Linked DNA regions of Homo sapiens: region 1 is linked to region 2. Evidence: read pairs that join two places in POLR2A ChIA-PET (ENCODE). Cell type or tissue: GM12878. All regions are shown on one strand.

The links. ChIA-PET counts read pairs that join two places held together with the same protein. Peaks named below come from ENCODE experiments on the same cell type or tissue, not always from the same donor. Only the 100,000 strongest peaks of a DNase experiment are listed, where the experiment ranks them.
Region 1: POLR2A ChIA-PET joins it to region 2 with 5 read pairs; 2 of 35 experiments call an interaction of 5 or more read pairs at or near these places.

The regions. Positions count from the first base shown.
Region 1 is chr3:47,959,817-47,962,316 of GRCh38, reverse strand. All of the region lies in intron 3 of MAP4 (microtubule associated protein 4), which reads left to right. It also overlaps the pseudogene VPS26BP1. Among named protein-coding and RNA genes, the nearest start is that of MAP4, 55 kb to the left of the region's middle. RefSeq lists a silencer at 263-372. In GM12878, no CTCF peak of the experiment used is centred here; no DNase peak of the experiment used is centred here; H3K27ac peaks cover 828 bases.
Region 2 is chr3:48,533,653-48,536,152 of GRCh38, reverse strand. PFKFB4 (6-phosphofructo-2-kinase/fructose-2,6-biphosphatase 4) reads left to right here. Exons shown (of 14, transcript NM_004567.4): 9 at 495-641. Among named protein-coding and RNA genes, the nearest start is that of MIR6823, 15 kb to the left of the region's middle. In GM12878, no CTCF peak of the experiment used is centred here; no DNase peak of the experiment used is centred here.

The sequences.
Region 1 (2,500 bases), 570 kb after region 2:
TTCTTGGCTTTGCCAGGAAAGAATTTAAGGGTGAGCCAGTAGTGAGAGAAAGAAACTTTTATTGAACCAGTGCTGCTTCTTGCTGAGCAGGGCTAACCCATAGGCAGTGTGCCCAGAATCGGTGTCTGTGAGCTGCTAGCTAGCTGTTTATATCTGTTATTAATTACATGCTAATTAAGAGGCAGGTTATTTAGAACTTTCTGGAAAAGGGGCTGGAAGTTTCTGGGAATCAGATAAGGTAACTTCTAGGCTGTTGCCATGGCATTTGTAAACTGCCATGGCACTGGTAGGAGTGTCTTTATGCTAATAAACCCTGAGGGCAACTCGAGGTTACTTTTGTCAGCATCTGCTGGTTTCAGCCAGATCTTGTTCCAATCAGCAGGGTGCGACAGGAAATTAAGTCCTGCTGGTCTTCTACCTCAAAGGTAGTTAAGCAGGAAGCTGTACTTGGGGGTGCTGCGGCATCACCAGCAAGCCTGTTTGAGGCACTGGTGGAACTTGCCTGGGAAGATGTCCATGAGAATGCCCACTAAAGCTTGTTGGGATGAGCACCATGGGGTGTTCTGCACACCAGCAGAGCACCATGGAAGTAAGAAGATGCAAAAGCACACTAGAACCAGGAAGAGAAACCCTTTCCTTCCATGCCCTCTACTAAGCTTAGTGTCATCATGCCCGCTCTCTAGGAAGAAATGTTTACATTATTACAGGCAGGGCAATGAAAGGTAGATTTGGAATTGAGAGGCAATATATTGATTACTTGCATAGCCTATTATTTTGGCTACTTAGCTTCCATATGCACTTTACACACATTTGAGCTCCCATATAACAATGAAACTCTTATGTTTCTACCTAACAAGATACAGCTATGTCAGAGGGTGAAACTCTCACCCTTGTTCTAAAATGAGGAATGAGGACATGCTCAGCCCCATAGTCATTGTATCCATTGCTGGCTATATTTTTGTTTGTTTGTTTGTTTTAATAGAATCAGGGTTTTGCTGTGTTGCCCAGGCTAGTCTCAAACTCCTGAGCTCAAGCAATCCTCCGGCCTCAGCCTCCCAATGTCCTGGGATTATAGGTGTGAGCCACTGTGCTTGGCCTGCTGGCTGTTTATCAGTCCTCAAATAGAAGTTCCAGCTTCAGAGGGCCAAGGTCATGTGATGGGAGCCAGGGGCTTGGAGTTCTGAGGGAAGAGGAGTGAAGTATTGGGGGATGTGGCAGTATCACTGACAGTGAGGTTTTTTGGAGGCTTTTTTGGTCTGATTTGTGAGATTGATATTGTCCTTAATGATAAGGAAACAAAGAAAATGGCAGAAGTGAAAACTGAAAATGGCGAAGTAGAAAAACACCATCTCCTCTATGATGGAGAATCTGTTTCAGGAAAGGTGAAAGAGTCTAGAAAGAGCTAGAGCACCACAACATTAGAATTGAATTTGTACGTCAAATTGAACTTTTCTATGATAAGAGTAATATTCAAGAGTTTGTAAACCTAGTGAAAGAACTAGCCTTACCTGGAGAGCTGACTCAGAAGTTGTCATTTGGAATTTATACATGTTGAAAAGTCATGAGAATCTTACATTGGTGCTAATGTCCTCTTGATGTATTGAAGTGTTAGTAGTAAGAAGACTGACAGACTTGGTAAAAAGAATGTGATCTTACTGTTCACCAACTTGCCAGCTATCCTGATGGAAGTGGGCATTGAAGATTGTCTACATATAGAATTTGAATATAATGAAGTATCATTTAAAGGATGTGACTGTTACAAAAATTTACCTCTTATAAGTAAGAATAAAAACACAACATATGGGGTTACAACTGATCAATAAGACTGTTGTTAGCAGGATATGACCTAACTCCAACAATGAAAGTTATGAACAAAAAAGTTTCAGTAAGGTACTTTTTGAATTTAGCGCCTGTTGATGAGGAAGACAGAGGGTACTTTAGGCAGCAGATCATTTAATGGAGAAAAGCTCCTGAAAAACTGAGGAAACAGAATAAACTTTTACCAGTGATTTGAACCTCCAGAATCACAAGCATCTGCTGAATAGCCTGAAATATACTGAATAAGATGAAAAAAGAAAAACAAAACTATAATCATTAAGTTAAACAGGTTAAAGATGGCTGCAGCATGTGGAGGGGCAAAATGGGCATAACTCTGCCCGGGCATGGTGGCTCACACCTGTAATCCCAGCACTTTGGGAGGCGAGGCAGGCGGATCACTTGAGATCCCAAGTTCAAGACCAGCCCGGCCAACATGATGAAACCCTGTCTCTACTAAAAATACAAAAAGTTAGCTGGGCATGGTGGTGAGTGCCTGTAATCCCAGTTACTTGGGAGGCTGAGGCAGGAGAATTGCTTGAACCCAGGAGGCAGAGGTTTCATTGAACCAAGATTGCACCACTGCACTCCAGCCTGGGCAACAGAACAAGACTTCATCTCAAAAAAAAATAAAAATGGCCAAAACTCCATTTATATTCATCTTCCTTTATCTTACAGCGCTACA
Region 2 (2,500 bases):
TAATGTGCAGTCGAGGTGAATGACCTTCATTCAACCTAGAATCTTCCCATCATGTAGGGAAGGTCATCAAGCAACAGGCAAATGCCTGGATCTCTGGTTTCCATGTGAGCTGTCACTCACTGAGCCCCTTTTGTCAGAGGCATGCCACCCTTAGAGCGACCTGAGTCCATACAGTGTAGCAGATAGCTGTGCCACAGTCCAGGGGAGACCTCAGTGGTCACGTAGCACAGGGCACCTGGTTGTGGGGAGGCAGTGGCCCTGATGAGTCTCAGCTGTAACTGTGCTGCTGTGCTCAGGGTCTGGGAGGGTGCACAGGAACAGCACTTGTGTTCTTGTGTGTCAGCATGTGTGTCATCGACAAGTTAGTTCATGCTTTTTACCAAACCTGTAGTGAGTGTTCAAGGCGAGGGTGATCTCATGGACCCTGCGGCTATGGGATGCTTTAAGGGCAGCCCAAGACCTGTGGGTCTGAGTTTGCTTATGATGTATTTCAGTTTGCCAAGAGTCTAGCCCAGTTCATCAGTGACCAAAATATCAAGGATCTGAAGGTCTGGACAAGCCAGATGAAGAGGACAATCCAGACGGCTGAGGCACTGGGTGTGCCCTATGAACAGTGGAAGGTCCTCAACGAGATCGATGCGGTAGTTACCGTCCCTCCCTCCCTGTCTACCTCCCAGATACCGCAGGGCTGCTGCATCATATTGTAACAACAGTGACCATTGCTCCCCTTGGGCAAAGGAGAGGAGAGAGAAAGGATACAGGAACCTAGGGGCTGGGAGCAGAGAGGAAAAGGCAGCCTAACAGGATGGGACCTTGGGTGAGCCCTAGACCATTCTCAGGAGTGAGCCTGGGAGTTGACACCTCAACCTCACTCTCCTCCCTCCCTGTGGCCTCCTGCTAGGGTTCCTCATGGTCTAGCTCAACAAGAAATCAGCGGCCACGGGAGCTTGGTAGCTGCAGTCAGCCATAGCCAACCTCCCAGGGATCTGGAGACACAAATGAGGTGAACCAGCACGGCCTTTGTCTCTTTAAAGATGCTGTTCTCGCCAGGTGCGGTGGCTCACCCTTGTAATCCCAGCACTTTGGGAGGCTGAGGCGGGCGGATCACCTCAAGTCAGGAGTTTGAGTCCAGCCTGGCCAACATGGTGAAACCCCATCTCTACTGAAAATACAAAAATTAGCCAGGCATGGTGGTGGGTACCTGTAATCCCACGTACTCGGGAGGCTGAGGCAGGAGAATTGCTTGAACCCAGGAGACAGAGGTTGCAGTGGGCTGAGATTGTGCCACTGCACTCCAGCCTGGGCAACAGAGTGATGTTCTGTCTCAAAAAAAAAAAAATGCTCTTCTGCTGACTTCTGGGTTGCATTGTTTCTAAGAGAAGTCTGTTGTCATTCTCATCTTTGCTCTTCTGGATATAATGTTACCTCCTTTTTCTCTGACTGCCTTTAATATTTTCTTTTCTTCTTTTTTTTTTTTTTTTCAAGACAAGATCTTACTCTGTCACCCAAGCTGGAGTGCTGTGGTGCAATCATAGCTCACTGTAGCCTCAACTTCCTGGGCTCAAGCCATCCTCCCATCTCAACCTCCTGACTAGCTGGGACTACAGGCACTTGCCACCATGCCAGGCTAATCTTTTCTAATTTTTGTAGAGACGGAGTCTCATGATGTTGCCTAGGCTGGAATATTTTCTCTTTATTGCTGATTTTTAGCAATTTGATTATGATGTATCTCAGTATGGTTTTCTTTATGTTTATCATCCTTGGGGTTTATTGAGATTCTCGGATTTCTGGGTTTCTAAATATAAAATGTGAAGAATTGTTGGCCATCATTTCTTCAAAGGTATTTTCTGCCACCCCTTCTCCCATCCTGGACTCCCACTCTGTGTGTGTTAGACTGTTTGGTATCATCCCACAGGTCACTGAACTTCTGGTTTTTTAATTTCTTCTGTTCATTTCTTCTCTGTCTTTTTTTCCTTCCGAGCTTTAATTTAGATAGTTTCTACTGCTATGTCTTCAAATTCACTTATCTTTACTTCTGCATTTTTATTAAACCCATCCAGTGAACTTTTCATATCAGATGTGGTGTTTTGAAGCTCCAGGAATTTCATTTTGTTCCTTTTTTGAATCTTCCATTATTTCTTCATTATGCTTGGCTCTGCAGTCCAGGAAGTGCCTCTGGGCAGTAAGCTGCTGCCTCCTCCCCTCAGCTTGCTTCCCTTCTCTCAAGGATCACAGTCCTGCCTAGTCTCGTGTCTAAAAACAGTTGTTTGATTTGTCCCTTTATTTATTTATTTTTTTGAGACGGAGGTTTGCTCCTGTTGTCCAGGCTGGAGTGCAATGGCACGATCTCGGCTCACTGCCACCTTCGTCTCCCGGGTTCAAGCGATTCTTGTGCCTCAGCCTCCAGAGTAGCTGGGATTATAGGCACCCGCCACCACACCAACTAATTTTTGTATTTTTAGTAGAGACAGGGTTTCACCACGTTGGCCAGGCTGGTCTT